2 separate regions of the Mus musculus genome follow, and region 1 is linked to region 2. The links are chromatin loops, found by intact Hi-C in ENCODE. Cell type or tissue: left cerebral cortex. All regions are shown on one strand. Links, peaks and the distances in the headings refer to the core of each region. The heading gives the core; the rest is flanking DNA. Region 1 holds the start of Amph (amphiphysin). Region 2 overlaps Amph (amphiphysin).

What was found. Peaks named below come from ENCODE experiments on the same cell type or tissue, not always from the same donor. Only the 100,000 strongest peaks of a DNase experiment are listed, where the experiment ranks them.
Region 1: it touches region 2 in a loop (6-fold over the local background); 3 of 42 quality-filtered maps call a loop at or near these places.

The regions. Positions count from the first base shown.
Region 1 is chr13:18,941,428-18,949,699 of GRCm38, forward strand. It overlaps Amph (amphiphysin), which reads left to right and starts at 6,924. Exons shown (of 21, transcript NM_175007.2): 1 at 6,924-7,074. The coding sequence starts at 7,006. In left cerebral cortex, for the core only: a CTCF peak has its summit at 6,809; DNase peaks (open chromatin) are centred at 6,452, 6,890 and 7,470; H3K4me3 peaks cover 1,871 bases; H3K27ac peaks cover 1,858 bases.
Region 2 is chr13:19,007,316-19,009,815 of GRCm38, forward strand. All of the region lies in intron 1 of Amph (amphiphysin), which reads left to right. Among named protein-coding and RNA genes, the nearest start is that of Amph, 60 kb to the left of the region's middle. In left cerebral cortex, for the core only: no CTCF peak of the experiment used is centred there; a DNase peak (open chromatin) is centred at 1,346; H3K27ac peaks cover 635 bases.

The sequences.
Region 1 (8,272 bases), core at 5,773-8,272, 60 kb before region 2:
ACTCTAACTAAAGACAGAAGTTGGTACCAGGAGTAGGGTATTGCTGTGATAGGCCTGACCATGCTTTTGTTTGGAAGAAATGTGGACTTGGGGACTTTGGATTTGGAAAGCAGTGGAATGCTTTAATGAGGCTAAATGAGCCTTCCTAGTAGGAATATGGAAACCTGTTGCTGTGAGTGATTTGAACTGTGCAGACCTGGTCCAAGAGGTTTCAGAGGAGAAGAATTTCAGTATGTGGTATAAAGACTGTTTTTGTGGTATTTTGGTGAAGAATGTGGCTGATTTTTGCTCTTGTCTGAAGAGTCTACCTGAGGCTAAGGTAAAGAGATTTATATTAATTGCATTAACAAAGTCCCATTTAAAAAGTCTGGTTAAGTCTCATGAAGAACATTTTGAACGCACATAGCAAGCTTAGAAAGGAAAAATATAAAATATATGGTTCAAGTATTAAAGGGGCACCAGGAAGTGAAATGATGCTGAATCCTATGTTCTAGGAGACAACATATTAATGGCCTTTGGGTCAAGATCCTCCTCATCTAATTTAAGATCCGGGCATGGTGGTTCAACACTTTTAATCCAAGGAGATAAACCCAAGCATATCTCTGTACTCAAGGCCAGCCAGGGACAGAGTAAGTTCTAGGTGAAGAAAAGCGTAAGACCAGGCATGGTGTTATACACCTTTAATCCCAGGAGACAGGCATGAGATCTCTGAGTTCAAAGTCAACCTACAAAGTGAGATTCAGGATAGCCAAGCTTAGGCAGTGAAAGAGTTGGAAAACAGAAAGCTAGTGATAATGTAATACAACAAGGGGGCCATATTCCACCTCCTACAAGCAGCAGGATTCGGCATCTTTGGCCATGTGGCTCTGGCTTTAGAGTCAAGAATAGAAGGGACTACTGGGACAATTGATCCTGCTTAGCTGGAGCTAAGAAATTAGCAATGATTAAGAAAAGACCAGCATCACTGAAGTTAAATCTGGGAAATGTTTTCTGAGAACACAAAGAAGCTGTATTCCAGAGACAGCCAAGGTTGGACCTCATGCTACAGCTGTATTGGTAATGTGTAAGAGTCATCCAGGTGATACTGGTTTGAAGTCATGAAGGGGTCATGAAGAGCAGCTGAAGAATGGCCTTGTGAAACGCCATGAAAGGCCATTGGTGAAGATGCAGCCTCAGTTGAGGGCCCAGGACTGAAGGGGTCATGCAAAGGATTTGAGGCTTGGCACCATGAAGAGAGCTTGTGAGAGGCTACTACTGGTGAAGCCTAGTTGCAACTGAAGACGCCAGAATATTGGAGATGCCAGTACTATGGGATGATCACCAAGAACTGCAGCAGCAGTGGAGTGGATCAACCTGAGTTTAGAGTGCCACAGAAGGCAAAGCTGGAGAAGTGACACCAGACCTTTGAAGGAAGATCATATGTGGATCCCAGACATTAAAACAAGAAGCTGTAACATTAAAGTTTTCTTGGAGACCCCAAGATGTTCAAGATGCCAGAGCTGTGAGATATCTGCTGAAGAAAGCTGCTAACAGGGATTGGAACCAGCCTAGGAGAAAGAAGTTTGTTGCAGTCAACCAAGATGAAAAAGGAGTTGGAGATCTGAAGACTGCCTTGAAATCGGACATGGAGATGCAGAGTTTGGAGTTTGCCCAGCTGGTTTCCTGTCTTACTTTGGGGGTTACAGTTAAGTGATCAGATGAATCTCGGAAGAGACTTTGAACTTTTAACATTGTTGAGATAGACTATGGAGACCTTTGAAGTTGGACTAAATATATTTAGCATTATGCTATGTTTAGGTATGGCTCCTATAGACTCATGTTTGAACAAGCCTATGGGGGCCAGGGAGTGAAATGTGATGGTTTGTATATATGCTCAGCCCAGGGAGTGGCACTATTAAAAGGTGGTGCGTAGGCTTTAAGCCCCTCATCCTAGCTGTCTGGAAGCCAGTATTCTGCTAGCAGGCTTCAGACGAAGATGTAGAACTCTCAGCTCTTCCTGCCTGGATGCTGCCATGTTTCTGCCTTGATGACAATGGACTGAACCTCTGAACCTGTAAACCAGCCCCAATTGAATGTTTGTAGTGTCTGTTTACAGCAGTAAAACTCAAAGACAACTACTATGAGTCTGTGCTTGATCACTTAAAATTGGAATTTGTAGGATATTTTTCAGAACATCCTAAATTTACTTCTAGTTTCATTTAATATTTGTGACAAAATTAGACTTTACTTCATCCTTCAAACATGGAAGCAAGTACAAGAGATAACCATAACTTGAATGAGATCAAAATTCTTGTTATGCTTGTCGGAGGGAGTAGATAGAATATTATTGTAACTACCTATGAAGGGACATCAAAAATGTGTAATTAATAAGAAGTAACTAATAAAGTCACAACGAATACAGAATCATAACACCTGTTGAGTACTGACAAACAGCCAGGTGAAGATAAAGCACATCTAGGCCTTTCTTTCCCTAAGGGTCTTGGCAAAATTGATGAAACTTTATAAATCAGGAGCTGTCAAATGTCCATGTTATTAAACATATGTAAAAAGAGTTGTGATAACTATGATTCTGAACTGATTTTGGCCATTATAAAAACCTATCATAATCCACATTTTGAGTCATCACCCAATTTAGAAGGAAGAAACATGAACCAGAAATAAAGATTGGGTATGGAATTCTGTATTCTATGGGTGAAGAACTGGAGTTGAAGGGATACCTTTTTGAAAACTTTGTAGAAATATTGAAAACTATTTTATAGTCTCACAGTACAGGATAAGTTGATATAAAATAATTATATATGTAGGTTTACTTCAGAAATTGGAAAGAATTGTGGTTAAATTTTCATAAACAGTAAGCTATAATTGGTTGGGTAAGTGGCATTTTTCCTTGACTGGTTGAGAATAAAGTGGTTTACCTATATGAAGAAAAGACGTAAGTAGTTAGAAAACTATGGTCATTCCCAGTGGTGTCAGAATGAAGACTGTATGCGTAAAAGCACAGTCTCACCACTTGACTATTACAAGAAACCTCTGAGACCCTCTTGTGCTATTACCGTGCACCTGCTATAGGACGTTCTGTGGTTCTGAGAAAGGCACTGGGGACATTTGTGGAGTAAAGGGCTGGCCTCACGGGTGGTTCTGGGCATCCAACACCCTCTACAACAAGATGCTCATGTTATTAGAATATTTAAGTCTTACGATTATGAAAAAGACACCACTATGCAACATAAAATGCTTGAAGACCTGGAACTTGACCTACGTACTTTTCTTTGTTCCTGTAGCATAATGGGAAATCTACCATGCTGCACCTTCTCACGTAGTTTGAAGATTTCTTTTGCCTGCATTACAATATTTGGTAAAACAGATTCATCTACTCTGTAAACATTGATACACCTCTTACCAGGTTTAGAGATGGTATTGTTTTGTTTTATTTTACAGAAAATAATTTTTATTTGTTGTACTAAAGCTCTTTAAAGGTTGACACCAATTAACACTTTAATTATTATCTTTCAGATCTGTGTTGCGGGAAATATTAAAAAAGGTACCATCCCGCACTAGCACCGGCTACTCTCTGGCCCCTGTAACCTCGCCACCTCCATGGCTAACCCCAAGCAGTGACCACCCATCTAGCTGTTCTGTTACTGCGTAGTTTGCTCACATTCCCAGCCATCTACCCCCTGTGGTTAGCTGTCACAAATTCCAGTAACCCAGTAAAATCAAAACTCTAAAGGCTTGTAATTTATCAGTCAGATTTATAATAACAAACTCTCAATCCACAAAATGTATACACAATGAACTCAAAACTCAACTGAAATTAACATAAGCTACACAGCTAGATGGGGCAAACACATCCCACCTAATATTTAACCATCCTGTACCAACAGAGGTCAAAGCACCTGCAGTTGTGGTGTCCTCCAGGAGAGGGACCACAGAACAACAAGAAATCTATTAAAGCTATGGTCCCACTGACAGAAACCTCCTGTGGTAAGGGAAGCCGCTAATGACATTCCAGAACTGTTCTACCACAGGCAGAAGCATCAAACCTAGAGGGAGTGACAGAGGAGGCAGAGTCAGAGGTAAAGTTTTAATGTGAAACTGGAAAATAATCCAGGAATCCCAGGCTCACGATTCTTAAAGAGTGTCTCTGATCTCTGTCACCATGCCTGGCAAGAGAGCTCATGATTGGTCTAGGGATTTTCAACAACTATTTACAAAACCTAAGTACCAGCTAAAGTGCTTGGTCAGCATTCCAGAGTGATAAGTGTGCACCTAACAACTGTTTGACATGACATACACACCATGCCTTTCAGATGAAATTACCAAGAAATTACAAGACTCCAGGTACAGAGCTAGAATTGGACACCCAAATAATGAGAAACATTAATAATTTGACCTTTTATTTCAGGTGATATACGCTGAGGTCCAAGAATTCGATGGGAAGATAACTGCAAGAAAGATAAAGGGTGGTTCTGTTGAGGACTGATAGCTTTGGGAAGAATATAGCTCACAGTTGAAACGACTCTCTCCTGTTTGTAATGAGAGAATATTGCTATCTACAGAGGGAGTTGAGGTAAGCTCATTGCCATAGCAGAGAGGGTGCAGGCACTAATACTGTAAGAGTGACCATGAACTTAAACTCTAGTGCAGTCTGGTCTTTTCTGTCATTGTTAAGGTTGTATTCTCACAGTCAGCACCTCAGGGCAGAGCTGAGGTTCTTAATCCCTCTTCCTTCACTAGAGAGAACTTACGAAAATTCCCAGCTTTCTGAGATGTCATTGTCCTTGAATGTTGACCAAGTGCAAAAATGGGTGTTCTCCTTATTTCTCTATAAGGTAAACTTCTGTTTATGTGGAATGATCCAAATGGGGGTGGGGGGCAAGCCCTCTTGCTTTGCCCAATGCCTCCCAATTTTAGCATCAAGAGTCTTGTGTCCTGGGACTCAATTAATTACTAGGCAAATTGGGCATAAAATCCTAAGGAAAAGTCATGGAAATAGATTAGGTATTCAAGGTGCTTACTGTTTATGAAACAATTGAGTTTATTTATCATTCTGTATTCTGGACTGGGATCCACTGGTCAGCTCTTCTGCAGGGCTTGGTAGTGTGTGTGTGTGTGTGTGTGTATTCAGCCAGAAAGGTGGTTGAATAATTGGGACATTCGTATTTCCCTCTCCAATGCACTCAAAACATTTCCCTTTGCACGTGACCTCTCCATAGCCATTGCTAGTTTGTTTTTATTTAATTTTAATATCAGGGCAGTTGAGTTTCCTCCTTGGCTCTAGAGGGTTGTACAGAGTATGAAGTCTGCCTAGCTTGCCAAAGCTGAGCCCTCCAGCTGGCACACTGGGCTTACATCACATCTTATGCAGTCAAGTAGCAACAGCATCATTCCATACCCAAGTCACTGGAACAATAGCTCACAGAAGAGTGATACTAGGGACTGGTTTGGGCGAAGGGAACACCCAAGTAACTTTAGAAGGGGAGCAGGATATTCCCCTGTTTTGGTGCCTGCTCAACCTCTGACTTGTGATTGTCAGATGCCACCTCTCTTCCTCTACTCATGGAACCCTGAATGAACCTGAGAATGAAGACTCTGCCCATTGTCAAAGGCTTCTGGAGCTCCTTTGCCGCCTTGTCTTTGCCAGGTGCACAGAGGACCACATCTTTCTGTTAAGACTGTCAAAAGGGGCCACCTTTAATCCCACAGATCTGCAGAGGAAGGCAGATCTGTATGAGTTTGAGACCAGCCTGGTTTACATAGCAAGTTTCAGGACAGCCATTGTAATGAGCATAGGGAAAAAAAAATCTTCTAGGCATGGAAAAATAGCTTAGTCAAGAACTCCACTATACCCAAGGCTGTACCTGATAACCAGAACCCAGTGACATCACTCACTCAAGAGAACCTGGCACAGGCCTAGATGGTGCCCAGTGGATGGAATATAAGCAGAAACCAAGAGCAAGGCTCTGCTTTGCACATCAAGACAGACCTTGATCTGTCATGTGGCTGGAGAGTCGGCCCCCGGTTGAACCAGAGACTACTGTTAGAGAGTGGACCTGTCCTTTAGCTAAGGTTGGTGGCACAGATGAGCAACCATGGAGAGATAGGCTTAAGACCATAGTTAGCAGTTTAGAGTGTGAGCTTTGTATGTTGACTCTCAACACAATAAAACTGTGACTTGTTATACTCACTTCAGGTCTTGTCTCTACCTTTCTTGCTTGCGACAGTTGGCTTAGTCAGCAAGATCACATAGAGTTTTGTCTCAAAGAACGACAAAGGGACTGCTGGTCTCATTTCTTGGGAAAACTGTTGTGCCACAGTGTCTGAGAGCTGGCAAAGTGCAGCACTTGTGTGTAGAAGCTGACCCTTCTGAACATGGCCTTTCCCACTGGCAAGCCTCACAGTGATCTCTTTACTCTTTCTCTCTGGCAAGTTGCCCTGCAGGGACTTTCCAGCCTCATCCTCTCCTAACTTCCCCATCCCCCACAGGTTTGAGCCTCTGGAGGGTGGATGGACTCGTTCCTTCTCCACTCAAGGTGTTTTGACGGGGCAGTCATTTGGTGATTTAGAGCCTTACAGACTCCTCCCCACCTCCTCCTGTTCTTTAACTGGGGAGACAGAATCAGAGTCTTCCGACCTTCCTCCCTGAAAACGTCCTGTTAGCCCTGCCCTCTCTCACCCCTAGCTGCCTCAAGGCCCTGGGATTGAGGAACGTCTTCCATCTTTATCACTTCTTGACCACCTCCTCCATCACGGTGGACACTTGGCCTTTGACTTCTCTTTCCATGCATCTCACTAGTGGCGTTGTCACCCCTAGTGGCCGCACATCCGCTCTATCTCTTTAAACCGGTCCTGTCGCCGCGCCCCTCCCTCATCCGTTGCCTCCTCTGCTCCTCACGCTTCAGCTGCTCCTCCCCCCGCTCCTCCTCCTTCTCTTCCTGGGCTCCTCGGTGCCGCCGCCGGCTCGCTGCGCGCTCTGCTCTTCCAGCTCTGCGGACCGCAGCAGCCATGGCCGACATCAAGACGGGCATCTTCGCCAAAAACGTGCAAAAGCGCCTCAACCGCGCGCAGGAAAAGGTCAGCAGAGGGCAGCGGGATGCGGGGCAGGTGACTCGAGGAGGTGCGGGAGCCGATGGCAGTGCTGGCCTTGCGCTGCAGGGCCGCGGGTTCAGGTGCGGCGCGCTGCGGAGCCCGAGCAAGCGCCGGGTGGAGGACTCCCCTGTCTCTGCTCTCAACGATTGCAGCCAGGCAGGATCCATTCAGGCAGCGTGGGCTCGGCCCCGCAGTGGGTTCGCCGGGAACCCGCAGACCCCTGACCCTCCAGGCACTGAGTGCTATAGACTCCCAGAGCCCGCCCAGGGTGGCCACTCTCCTGGGCACGCCTCCCGGGACCAGGGGTGGCAGGTGCAGTTGCTCTCTGGCTGCACCCGGAGCGGTCCACGTCCCTGGGCGCCTCCATCTCTCCGCGCCCGCACCTCCTGAGCTCAAGCTCTCCCGCAAGCAGCTCAGGCGTCCACGACCGCAGATCCGGGAGGGAGATTGTCGCATCTCTTCTTGGGTGGGGGTGTTGTGGCTATTTGAGTGAAGTCGGTCGAAACGAACGACTTAAGCAAAGAAGACACCCCAGATGTGCATGGACCAATGGGATGTATAATAAACAACCAACACCTTAGCACAGTGGTGAACTGGAGCTCCAGAGAATGCTCATTTCTCCCTAAGTATCCGTGTTGGTTTTTGAAGCCAATGCCCTCTGGAAGGTCAAAAACAAACAACCTCGACCTCAGAGTTCTCTGCACATCTCTGCACAAAATGCTTATTTCTCTGCTTGAGAAGCAGCAAAACCTACTCCTATCAGAGGCGCTGAGGTCGCAGTGTTTGTAAATTAGGTATTGTAATTTATGTCTCTTCCGGAGGAATGTTATCCATAGCTAGCCCAGCTCTGGATAGTCGAGTCTCAGTCTCTCTCTCTCTCTCTCTCTCTCTCTCTCTCTCTCTCTCTCTCTCTCTCTCTCTCTCTCTCTCTCTCTCTGCATTTTACAGGCACTGGGCTTCCTAGTGTCCCTGATTACTATATCTGACCCTCCTATGAAGTCTTCGTTCGTCCCAAGCAAAGGACGTTTGTACTGGAGCTTGAACCTTGTATTTGAAAGTGAACCTGGGCTAGTGGTAAATTGAGCTGTATTTGCTTCGTATGGCATTAATTTCTGTCCCTGGGATGAGGATGTCTGGTGTTTTCTTCTCCTTCTGGAAATCAGATTGTCCTTATTCCTCACTC
Region 2 (2,500 bases), core at 1-2,500:
AAAATATAGCATGAAAATATTTAAATCAAATAAATTAAGAAAAGAAACTCAAGAAAAGAGGAAGAAAATGCCCCACAGACTTCCCCACAGGCAATCTGACAGAGGTATTGTCTTAACAGAAGTTCCTCTTCCCAGATACTCTTTTGTGAAGTAGATATAAAACTAAATAGTACAAAGTTTTCAAGTATTTTCTCTTAAGTTCCCATAACATTCTTCAAAACAATGATTCTCTCAGAGAATGTTGGCCAATATCCATTATTGTCTCCCAAGTCAGATATCAAAACAGAGACAGTCCACATATGAGCTTATGCCGATACATATGCCAGTAGGTACAGGATGCGTACAGGATGTCATCATACATTGTAGGAACTCTGGAAAATTGTACTGTATATGCCTCAGAGAAGAGGGCACAGATAGCTTGGAAGCTGTGAAATTATGCAAAGGTTTTTGTCTCCGAAAGTGTCTGCACCATACTTTGATAATTGCCCATTCTCGCATGTACACAACACACGCATGAGTATGCACACACACACACACACACACACACACACACACACACACACACACAGCAGTTTCCTCAGTGTCTTTTGACTTGTCCTACTTAGTTTTCTTGCTGGCCATACCATTCAACGGTACTTGAGTTTTTTATTTTCTCTTTTCTTTCTTCATTACTTACTTGGTATGAACATCTTCCAGTCTGAAGTTTTAAAGTACTATTTTCATGTAGATACACCACAAGTGCTTTACCACCTTCAGCTTCATCCTGAACTAATTACTGTGATTGCACAGCATTAGTAGATGTTATAGAAATGTAGATGAAGCTAAGAGAAAAGTTCTCACAAAGTGATCAAGTTTATGCTTTACCATGGGATGTTGTTGCTCTTGTTATTGATGTTGCTGTTGTTACTGTTGTTGTTTTTGTACATTTGACTCCTCTATGGAAGAGATACAGCATGTAGGATTTCATACATTTATAGAAATATAGAGACTTTTAGTCTTGTAGCATCTCATTATGGGACTTTGAGAATGAGACTTTACTATTCATATGTACCAAATATTTTAACATTTTTTCCTGGCCATCTACAGAGAGAGAGAGAGAGAAAAATAGAGAGAGAGAGAGAGAGAGAGAGAGAGAGAGAGAGAGAGAGAGGGAGGGGGGGTATAGCACACTAGATAAGTCTTGTAATATTGGTATTCTTTTCCAAACCCAGAAGAATGGGTGTTTTTGTGCTTAGAGTTGGAGCAATTCTCCAATGAGTCTGTAAGAGAATGAGAGCAGCAGAAGTCAACGTGGCATTGTGAAGATTCCCAAGAATGGAGACTTTTACATAACTGTTTCTTTGTAAGCGAGGGACTGATCTCACATTGCATCTGTTCTCTCAACCCTTTGTGCTTCTGTTTCCCTCCATGTCATTTGCAAACAAGATGTGGTGAGAGCGGAGCTGAGCCAGCAGGTCTGGAAACAGATTTCTTCCTTTCTTGTCCACAGGTGAAAATTCTTAGCAGTTTTGATTATCCCTTTCTCACCTAGAGATCTGTCACAACTCACAATTAGTAAGCAGAGGTTTTAACCAGGAGCTTCTTCGATTTTAAGACATTTGTCCTTTAGTTTCTTATATCTGAAGACAATTATACTTAAAAAATTCAGTCGTACCTACAGATTATTACATGTTAGCCAATACAGCACAGACCAATCACTGTAGCCATCATTCAGACAGAAATAAATTTCATGGAACTCCTATTATGATGCAACGTTGGAATTACGGAACAGATTGTGATCTACTTGTTCCCATACTCAATTTGCGGTTGAAGAGTACCATTCTCTAGGAAGAGAGAATGGTGGTAGGATGTAAGTCAGAGGGAACAATTGTAAAGTGCCTAGCCATGTTTGTTGGGTCAACCTTCTAATAGAAAGATATTGTGATGCATCCTTAAGCTGTGTCTAGACTTGTATGCATTCCTACCTCTGTGTGTGCTGTGCTGTGTGAAATCTCACCACGGTGAGTGAGACTGGCTCGATGGTGGCAACTGATACTAATAATATATCTTTCATATTGCTAGGTTTCCAAAGGTCATTTCATTTCCCCTTACTTGATTTAGAGTTACAGTTCTCAAAATATGGTCCAGAAACTCATAGGTGAGCCCAAGAGACTTTGAGAAGGCAGCATAATGACAGTAGGATGTTACTTGCTCTGCTACACTTATCTTCTACAAGGTACAGTATGGTTCTCCACGGTGTGCATACGTCATGGCTCACCACATTGAACACAGAGAGTAGACATCCCATCTGTCTTCTAAGAAGCTGAAAGGCACAAAATATCACAAAGTCTTTTTCATGTTGACATGTGGACTTTTTAAATTTCTAAATGATTTTAATAAGTATTTAAATACATTCTCACTTAGAATATAATAATGTAAATGTTGACCTTACATGAACTAAAAGTGCTTGGGAATTTGTTTTCACATAATTACCCCACATATTGAATGAATTATTACTTGT